2 separate regions of the Homo sapiens genome follow, and region 1 is linked to region 2. Evidence: chromatin loops called from intact Hi-C (ENCODE). Cell type or tissue: mammary epithelial cell. All regions are shown on one strand. Each heading gives the region's core, and the rest is flanking DNA. Links, peaks and the distances in the headings are about the cores only. Region 1 has its middle 23 kb from the start of CDH4. Region 2 has its middle 77 kb from the start of CDH4.

Region 1 (5,380 bases), core at 118-5,117, 54 kb after region 2:
CAACCCCCAGCCCCTGGTAGCCAGTAGCCTGCTTTCTGTCTCTGTGGGTTTGCCTACCCGAGCAGTTCATTGAAATGGAGTCATAAATCTGTGGCCTTTGTGTCTGGCATCTCTCACTTAGCATGCTTTCGGGGTGCGTGATGCTGTAGCGGGCATCAGTGCTGCACGTCTCGTTATGGATGAACAGAATGTGCTATGGCCATACCGGGAATATACCCCACTCATTGTTTCTTAAGAGGAGCATCTTGCAGAAGCTGTGCACCATGACGCTCATTTTTACAAAGCCGGAGACAGGAAACACAACCAAGCACATTTGAGTGACTGTGTCCAGAGGCAGTATGCTCTGTCCTCCTGTCTCCATAGCCCCACCTGTTACTAAAAGTTCCCTTGCGGTCACTGGCGTGACCTGGGCCATGTGCTCCCAGAACAGGGGAGGCCACAGCGCTACCTGACCTCGTCATGTAGACTGGGTGTGGACAAGGCCTTGTTTCTCACAGGAAACCTCCTGGTGCCAAGAGAAGGGGCTGTGGACACGAAGGAGGCACAGATGCGAGATGCCCGAAGTAAATAAATGTGCTCCAGCTCCCGCTGAGGCTCTGAGACAGGTGGGCCGTCAGGACCTTTGTCTATGACTAGTGGCCTGGCTTGAGATCGGGGTAACCGTGATAATAGTGATTATAACACACACTTGCACGTCGCTCTCCAGTGCTCTTCAAAGCTGTCCATGAACCCACTCAATCCTCCTTCCCCTAAAGAGTGGGGATGCAAATTCCATTCCCACAGGCAGGGCCATGCTTAGCAAAGGGTTTCCTTGTAAACAAATGCCCCTCAAGCCAGGTGTTGAGGCTTTTCAAGGGGGCGGTCATGAAACTGATGCGCCCAATCTATCCCTCCTTCCCCCACATCAACATTTCACACAGTTCCTCGTTTCAGCTTCAAAGGCAAACCTTGGGTCTTAGATAAATTGGGGTTTATTTTCCCATCACTGTCTGTCCCCTCTGCCCATCACTCAGAGGCGCGTGCTGTTCACCACTCAGAACATGCTTAGGATCCACGCATCAATTTCAGTTTAAAAATCTATCTCGCACATACGCAGAGCAAATTAAATCAGATCAAGCAGAAATTGCCTTAAAGGGAGTTAATACTCTGACTAAATTCCTGCGTAAGGAGGCCCCACTAACCAGCTCTGCCACATTTAACCTAGTATCCGGGTCAGATTCCTGAACAAGACAGGGCTCCCTTGGGTATCTTTTTGAGAACTGGCCCTAGGAAATCTCATTCACCTTACAGCTCTGGATTCCAATTTATGGCAAGGGTTTGCTGCCTACCAGAACAATGGAGTAATAGCAAACGATTTTAAATGGGTGGATGGGTTTAGGATATTGTCTATTCAAAATGTGAAAAATGCATACAGTGTTTTGGGAGCGTTTAAAATGGAGGCAACTATTTTCATAGCTAGAAATTGGAAAATACTCAAAAGCCAATGGGAGGATGTAGAGAGGCAAATTGTGAAAATAAAATGGATATAAAATTGCCACTGGAAATAACAGTTACAAGGCTTGGGCAGAGCCCACATAAAAACCACAAGAGGGGTCCCTGTGGCCAGCAGAATAATGCCTCCCGCCAAAAAAAGTCACACCCTAATGTCCAAAACCTGTGAAATATGGTACCTCACGTGGCAAAAGGAACTTTGCAGATGTGATTAAGGAACTTGAGTGAGTGATTACTAAAGATGGAGGAAGGGGCCATGACCCAAGAAATGCAGCGGCCTCTAGAAACTGGATGGATTCTCCCTGGAGCCTTCAGCCCAGCAAGATCCATTGTAGTCTTCCGACCTCCAGAACCTGGAGTTGGTAACTTCGTATCATTTGCAGTAATTTGTCACAGCTGCAATAGGAAACTTACACAGCTCTGGAGTCCACTGGCCCTGTTCAGATCACCCACATGCACCCCGGCACCGCAAAGCCTCTCCTGCAATGTCAAGGTCATTAGCATACCTACTCCACAGGACCATTTTACACATTAAGTGAGATGGTGCCTGGAGAGGCACCTGGCCCATCATGCAATGTGTGTAAGTCATCATTAGAGCCAAAAAAGGAAGTGCTATGGACCAGAAGATGCAAAATGTTGAATTTGTAATGATAGCAAGGATATAAATCACGATCGTGTAAATAGCAGGCTTATCACAGAGCTGGATTTTTTGTAGCAGTTACAGATTTGCAAGTTAGAGCTACTTCACTTGAACGTGGAGCTAATGGTATTAGGATGCTCTTTTTCGTTTTGTTCATTCATCCATCCATTCATACAGCAAGCATTTGAGAACCCCTGATGCCGGGCTCCGGGCTCTGGGCTCCGGGCTCTGGGCTCTGGGCTCTGGGCTCTGGGCGGGACCCTGGGAAGCCGCATGCCTCCATGCTCTCGCTGCGTAGAACCAGAGCTCTGCTGATTGAATATACATGAACTATAAAGAGGCCCCAGATGAGGAGATCATTTTGGGCCCTGCAATCTCAGGTGAGTCCTTTGCAGTCTCTGGACGATGCTGGAAATTGTGGCGTTGTTCTATAATGCAAAAGGGAAAGAGGTTTTATTCCCACAAGTCTGAGCTTTTTGAGATGGGAACTTTCTATTTTGTTCTTACTTCCCAGAGATAAAACCAAAGCCTTTTTATTTATGCTGCACAAGCTCAATACTTTATTTGCCCTTCACCATTTTTTTGCAAGTAAATTTCTTTCTCCCCGCAGTTTTCCCGCAACCGGTTGGTCTGTGATTCTCGCAGTGTCTCTTTTCCCTTGGGAATGTGTTCTTCCTTCCTCCTTGTTAGCCAGGCCTGGGGAAGGACGGGACGCATCACTGCTGATGCCCCTTCTGAAACCCCCTGCAGGCGCGGCTGCACCTCAAGCCCGGCGGGGCGAGGACGCTGAGCTGCAGACAGCGCCACCTAGCGTCCGAGAGCCACGGCGCACCGGCTGTGCGCATCTCTGGGCGAGACTGGAATGGAAAAAAATAGGTCTTTGTAAATCACCACCTCATTTTGTTCCTAGAGCTCTGTGTGTATCTGAAAGCTATGTTGGAATTTGCAGGCAGTAGCAAACTATGAATTGAAGAGAATTAATAAATGCATGCCTGTCTATTGATATGTTCAACAGAACCCTAAGAAATTACCATTTAGACATCAAAAAATGGATCAACCTAATATTTGTATAGGAGAACTAGAGAAACAAAGGATATATATATATATATATATATATATATATATATATATATATATATATATATATATATATATATATATATTCCCATTCCAGGGAAATTCTGATAATGTGGGAGGTTTTCGTTGTTGTCGCTTGTTTGTTTTGTTTTGATTTTTTGAGACGGAGTCTTATTCTGTAGCCCGGGCTGGAGTGCAGTGGCGTGATCTTGGCTCACTGCAACCTCCGCCTCCCAGATTCAAGTGATTGTCCTGTCTCAGCCTCCCGAGTAGCTGGGATTACAGATGCCCACCACATCTGGCTAATTTTTGTATTTTTAGTAGAGACAGGGTTTCACCATGTTGGCCAGGCTGGTCTTGAACTCCTGACTTCAAGTGATCCGTCTGCCTCTGCCTCCCAAAGTGCTGGGATTACAGACGTGAGCCACCGCATCCAGCCTGATAATGTGTTTAAGAATAAGTAACAGAGTTAAGCAATCTGGCTCCTGAACTTCATAATAAAGCCATTAATTTATTTATTTTTAACATGTTTGTTGTTTTTCATAAATGTCGGACTCCTACTCCCTGTGGCTGCCTCACCTCTGCTTCTCCTTCACTGGCCAGGTGCAGGCAGGAGGGAGAAGGACACTCCACGCCCCACGTGGCCCATTGGTTCCCAAGCCATCTGCCGACCTCAATTCTGGACTCTCTGAAGGAAGACCTTGATTGGCTACTCCTGCCCAATGGGGAGCGTGCCTCCAGGTCACATGTCCATGCTAGGTCAATCAGCTGAGGCCAGGAAGGGCTGTTGCTCACCTGCTTTTCTCCCCTCCCTCCCTGCCACCAGCCCAGCCCAGGTTGCTGCACTCCCCATTGCCTTTGCGTGGGTTGCTCTGCGGCCTCTCCTCTCAGTGCTGTCTCCTTCCGGAAGCCTTTCCAGATCCCGCCACGGAATGTGGGATGTCCCCCCAACCACACAGTCTCTGCCAGGAATTCTGTCTTCTGTCTTAACGGTGTTTGCCCTGCAAGCCAGGCCCCTCTGGCCTGCTATGTCCCTGTGCTCCGGGTGTCTAGGCCCACCCACAGTGTTGATAATGAAGATAACTGCTGCAGACAGGGCACTTGTCCTTGTCCCATGCCTGGAGAGCAGCACAGATTTGAACAGACACTTCCCCAGAGAAGATATACAGATGGCAAATATGCACATGCAAAGGCGTTCAGCGCTGTCAGCCACCAGGGAAATGCAAATTAAAGCCACTGGTGAGACATGTCACATGCCTATTAGAATAAATGGGAAATTTAAAAAAAAAACAGCTAAAACAAAACAATAAACTGGCAAAACCAAGTGCCGAGGAGGATTTGGAGCAACCGGAACTCTCCTGCATTACTGGTGGGAATGCAAAATACAGCAGCCACTATGGAAAACAGTCCAGTCTGGGAGCTTCCTATGAAGTGAAGCCTACAGAGTTGCCACATGACCCCACAACCCTACTCTTAGGTGTTTATCTAACAGAAACAAAATATATGTCTATACAATAGACATGTGTTGATAACAGACCTTAGTCCTACTTGTAATCACCAAATACTGGCAACAATCCAAGTGTCCCTTAGCAAGGAAAACAACAACAACAAACTACTGAAGCATTTAACAACTCTCAGAACTGCACACTAAAAGGGTAAATTTTACTGACTGTAAGTGATATTTTCATTTTTAAAACGCCTTTTAGGGCTTTTTCTGTATCGGCAAATTCCACGATGCCTGTCTGCCCCAACTGGTAAAACAGCAGCAAATTTCTAGAATGTTCTTCTTCCTCTCCCAACCCTGCTCCCATTCCCCATGCTGTGAAGGAGTCTCCATGCCTAGGGTTAGGCTGACCAAATGATGGCTCCCCTGCTTCTGAGCAAGGTGTATCCAAGGTCAAGTCCACAGGCCTGTTTGGAATCTCCACCAGGCCCAGCCTCCACACACTTGGCACCTGCCGAGCAAAGGGCATGTTGAGTGTCCACTCTGAGCTCAGCACGGCACCGGGGGCCTGGGGCTAGGCTGGCAGGAGGATTCCCTAGACAGAGAAGGCAAACTGCATCAAAGTTCCAGCAACAGACCTCCTGCCTAGTAAAACCACAACAGTGCACAAATAAACATTGCTATACACTCTTGAGAACTTGCTGCCAGCCAGGCAGGGGATAAGCACT
Region 2 (5,380 bases), core at 96-5,095:
GGATACATCACCTGCGTGAGCGTCGCCTGATGTGGGCATCCAGTCCTAGAGGTTCTGAACATGCTGTACCATCACATTGATGTGTTTTGGACACCCCAGATGCTTGCACCTGGCTCCCTCTCCCAATGTCCCTAGGCTCCCAGCTCCCAGCCTCCTCGAGCCTGATGGTACGTGGGGAAGGAATACCTACACAGGCCCTGTATGTCTGACCTGCTTGCTGCCACTGCCCACCTTCCTGCCCTACAGTGCAGGGTCTCTCCCATCCCTGGGCTCTCTCCTTTCCTGGGAGGTTGGGCACTCACTATCCCTCTGCCTAGGCTCTGTCCCAGATCTCTTTTTAATTTTTTTTATTTTTTTTAATTCAAACAACAGATGTGTAATGGCTCACAATCTAGAAGCCAGAAACGTGAATCAAGATGTTGGCAGGACCACAATCCCCCACAGGCTCTGGGGGAGGCTCCATTCCTTCCTCTTCTTCCTATCCCATTGCTGGAGGCTTCCAGCCATGACACCCATCTCTGCTTCCTCCTCTTCTGTCTGGCTTACCTCTCTGCCTCCCTCTTAGTAAGACCCTTGTCACAGGATTTAGGCCCCACCAGGATAATCCAGGAGGGTCTCTGCATCTGAAGATCCTTAACTTAATCACACCTGCAAAGACTCTTCTTCTAAATATGGTCATGTTCACAAGGTCCAGGGATTTGGATGTGGACACACCATTCAGGAAAGTGACTGCAGTGAGGGCCTCTTGTTCTCTCCCCAACTTCACAGTTCGTTCTGGCTTTGTTTTAAATATTCCAAGATAACAATGAATGTTTTTTTCCCCACAAAAGATGTTCACATATATATATGGGGTGGGTGGTGGGAGTGTGTATAGTGGTTAAATACATATAACATAAAATTCACTATTTTGACCATTGTTAAATGTACACATCTGTGGCATTAAGTGCATTCACACTGTGTACAACCATCTTGACCATCCATCAACCATCAACACCATCCATCAACCATCTCCACAATCCATCAACCATCTCCACTATCCATCAACCATCTCCACCATCTACCAACCATCTCTATCATCCATCAGCCATCTCCACCATCCATCAACCATCTCCACCATCCATCAACCATCTCTACCATCCATCAACCATCTCCACCATCCATCAACCATCACCATCCATCAACCATCACCACCATCCATCAACCATTCCCATCATCCATTCAACCATCTCCACCATCTATCTGTCATCTCTATCATCCATCAACCATCTCCACCATCCATCAATCATCTCCACCATCCACCAACCATTTCTACCATCCAAGAACCATCACCATCATCCATCAACCATCACTATCATCTACCAACTGCCTCCACCATTCATCAACTGTCTCCATCATCCATCAATCATCTCCACCATCCATCTACCATCACCATCCATCAACCATCACCACCATTTATCGACCATCGCCACCATCCATCAATCATTTCCACCATTCATTAACCATCTCTACTATCCATCAGCCATCACCACCATCCATCAACTGTCTCCACACCCAACAACCATATCCACAATCCATCTCCAAGATCACCTCAGATCTTTAACTTGCCAAATACTCGTCAGCATTAAGTCTCAGCTGAAACGATGTTCAAGATCCTCCGTCCCTCCTGGACTCTCCTTCCTTTATCACATGTTACTGCCTCAAAACCCAACTCTCTAAGAGCATCTTGTTCATTTGTGTGTTTATATTGTGCCTACTACCTGCACACTCCCTGGGGGCTGGGATTACTTTCTCCTAGCTTATGACGGTCTCTTCAGTGCCTAGAACTGTCTGGCCTGCACTCGGTACCCAAAAAATGCATGACATGTGAATAAACATGTGTATAGGGTTGTGAGTATCAAGTGATTCAACTCTTGTAATGATTTTAGCTAAGCTCTGGACACCCTGCAAGAACTCAAGAAAGTGTCTGTATTGCTATTAAGCACTTAGGAATGTCATGTTTTAGGTTAGCTCTTTGGTTACAAGCAACAAAGGCTCCACTCAGACTCACTTGGGGGCAGGGTTTTCACTCTGGTTGTACAGGAAGCCATACAAGGAATCCCAAGGAATCTGAGGTGTGCAGGCTGTGGGGCAGGTTCTTCCAGGGACCCATGGGGGCAAACCTGAATCTGGGTGGCTCAGAGTCCTCTGTACCAGGACTAGGAGGCTGTGTCTCACAGGTTCCTCCAGAAACTGCCCAGCAACTGGCTGCTCCCTACTTCTTCCTGTTGCACCAAACACTGGCAAATCCCTCCCATGTGTCTGGTACAAATGAGCCTAGTTGACCATGCTTGGATTTAATCCAGACCATAGGGGTTTTATGTCATTGACTTAGCCAGGAAGGGGATGCTCCTCAGTCAGATGCTTGGCCCTGGACCAGTCAGCCTGGGAGAGGCAGGACCACAGGGTGCCGATGCTCCTGCTGTCCCCACAGTGCGGTGAGGGCAGGACAGGTTTTGCAGCTTCTCCTTTAAAAGGGAGCAGAGAGGCTGCTGCTGGGCCAGGTTCCCAACTGTGAACATCATATAGACAGACACTGTGCTGCGCTGAAGCAGACCTGGATGATTTTCAGGAGGAGAGGGTACAGACCCTCTGCCATAGAGCCCGGTCTCAGGCAGATGTGTTCTCTCCCCGAGTTGGGCAAGGCACATGTTGTGGCATTGCACAAGCCCTGTGTCCCCAAGGGGCCTTGAAGGAGAAGGAACACTCCCATGGGCTGAGGCCAGGCTTCCATGTAGGTCCTAGGAGCCAGAAGAGGGGCTCTTGCAGCTGCAGACCCAAGACAACAAAACTAAAAATATGTTGAATTTGCAAAGTAAAGAGAAACGGATGGGAGGTGTTGGGGGAGTAGGCCTTGCCCCTCTACAGTGTGAACCTGCAGGGTTTCCTCCATATCCCTCCCTCCTCCCAGCTGCATGGCTGGAAACCAAGAGGAACTCAAAGAAAGATGGTGATGATGAGTGTTTCTGTGATAGGCATCACAACGGCAGAAGCAACTTCAAACTCAGAGGTTAAATAATATATCATTGTGTGTATGCACCACATTTTGCTTATCCACAGCAGAATTTTTTTATTCAGGAGCCCCTGGAAATGGGTGCTCCACCAGTTTGGGGCTCTCTGAGCCCCCGATGGCCCTGTCTTCATGGAGGGTCCCCATCCTCACTCTGTTCACCTCTTCTCTTCTCTTTGGATAGCCTCAAATTTCATTTAGCCTCCAGCCATTGATTCTTCCATGGATTCAAGCCAGTCAACTCATCTCAGGCTGCACTGGGGTTAGGACACCTTTTGGAAGGTCAAAGGACTTTTATAATCCCTAATTGTCTGCTGCTCTTGACCAGCAGCTTCCTGCATCCCTACCCTCCAGAGGGTTTGAGCCACCAGAGACGTGGCCTCTAGATGCCCAGCCAGGATGCTGGACAACACCTACATGTGCCCACATTTTTTCAATCGTACAGGTCAACACGGTTTGCCAGCACCCAAAAGAGAAGGCAGAAGTGAGGATCCTGAAAAGCGGGCTGCTTTGTGGTTCAGCCCAGCACACTGAATGAGGACCAGCAAGTAAAGTGAGCTGGCTGCTCTCACAAGCCAGAGGTTTATTATGGCACCTCAGAAAATTAAGGTGATGGTGTATTCCAATGTTTGTTTCATGAAATCTGTCAATGAAAATAATTAGAGGCAATGATCTTGAGGATAAATCAGAGCTAGGCAGAACACCATTCTGCAGAATATAGATATACTGGAGATACAAGAGGCTCTTAATGGTCAGCCCCAGGGAGACACAGGAAAATCAAATGTTGTGTGAAGCCCTGTGACCCCAAGAGCTTGTCTATCAGAAGGCTTCCCTGCACTGCCATGTTCACAATGATGGAGGCGGCATTGCCTACTCAGTTCCTGAAGGTGAAACTGCCCCAGTGAAAAGTTAAAATGCACCTCACCTTCGGCAGAGCAGTCCTACTTCTCCATTCCCAGTCTAGGGAGATGCCTGCATGCAAGAACAAGAGGCGGCACACAGAAGGGGGTTCATTGCAGCATTTATGGTATTAGCAATAAAATTAAAATTAAACTAGAATACCACTCCTAGGTATATGGCCAAAAGGACTGAAAACAGGGACACAAGCAGATACTTGTACATGAGTGTTCATAGCAGTACCTCTTTCCAATAGCCAAACAGGGAAAATGAACCAGATGGCCACGATGGATGAATGGATGCACAAATTGTGGTGTGTGCACACAAGGAAATATTATTTAGCCTTAAAAAGAAAGGATGTTCTGGCCGGGTGCAGTGGCTCACACCTGTAATCCCAGCACCTTGGGAGGTCAAGGCAGGTGGATCACCTGAGGTCAGGAGTTCCAAACTAGCCTGACATGGTGAAATCACGTCTCTACTAAAAATACAAAAATTAGCTGGGCACAGTGGCAATCCCAGCTACTCAGGAGGGTGAGGCAGGAGAGTCACCTGAATCTGGGAGGTGGAGGTTGCAGTGAACTGAGACCATGCCACTGCACCCAGCCTGGGTAACAAAGTGAGACTCTGTCTCGAAAGAAAGAAAGAAAGATAGAAAGAAAGAAAGAAACAAAGAAAGAAAGAAAGAAAGAAAGAGAGAGAGAGAGAGAGAGAGAGAGAGGAAGGAAGGAAGGAAGGAAGGAAGAAAGAAAGAAAGAAAGAAAGAAAGAAAGAAAGAAGGAAGGAAGGAAGGAAGGAAGGAAGGGAGAGAGAGGGAAAGAAAGAAAGTTAGTTCTGACACATGCTCCAATACGAGTAAACCTTGGAAGCATTAGGCTGAGTGAAATAAGCCAGTCACAAAAGGACAAATACTGTATGTTTCCACTTACATGAAGTACTTAGAATAAATAGGAAAATTCAAACAGACAGAAAATAGAATGTTGGTTACCAGGAGCTGGAGGGAGGGAGGGAGGAATGGGGAGTTATTGCTTAATGGATACAGAGTTTATGCTTGGGACAATGAAAAAGTTCTAGAAATAGTGATGATGGTTCATAGGATTGTGAATGTATCAGATACCACTGAATTGTATGCTTAAAAATGGTGGAAATGGTAAATTTTGCATTAGCTATATTTTACAAAAAAATACTGATCTGGAAGCAGCTTTGTCTTAGTTTGGGCTGCGGTAACAAGTTATCATAGACTCGGTGACTTCAGCAACAGATATGGATTGCTCATGGTTCTAGAAGCTGCACACTCCAAGGTCAAGGCACTGGTGGATCTGCTGTGTAGGGAGATTCCTGATTTCCACTTCCTGATTTGCAGATGGTACCTTCTCTGCATCCTCACATAGCAGAAAGAGTGATAGAGCTCTCTGGCTTCTCCTTACAGGAGCACTAATC

Evidence for each region. Hi-C counts contacts between places; a loop is a spot of excess contacts. Peaks named below come from ENCODE experiments on the same cell type or tissue, not always from the same donor. Only the 100,000 strongest peaks of a DNase experiment are listed, where the experiment ranks them.
Region 1: it touches region 2 in a loop (2.2-fold over the local background); 3 of 110 quality-filtered maps call a loop at or near these places.

The regions. Positions count from the first base shown.
Region 1 is chr20:61,226,394-61,231,773 of GRCh38, forward strand. No RefSeq gene overlaps it. Among named protein-coding and RNA genes, the nearest start is that of CDH4, 23 kb to the right of the region's middle. In mammary epithelial cell, for the core only: a CTCF peak has its summit at 2,947 (motif pointing left); no DNase peak of the experiment used is centred there.
Region 2 is chr20:61,172,182-61,177,561 of GRCh38, forward strand. No RefSeq gene overlaps it. Among named protein-coding and RNA genes, the nearest start is that of CDH4, 77 kb to the right of the region's middle. In mammary epithelial cell, for the core only: no CTCF peak of the experiment used is centred there; a DNase peak (open chromatin) is centred at 2,010.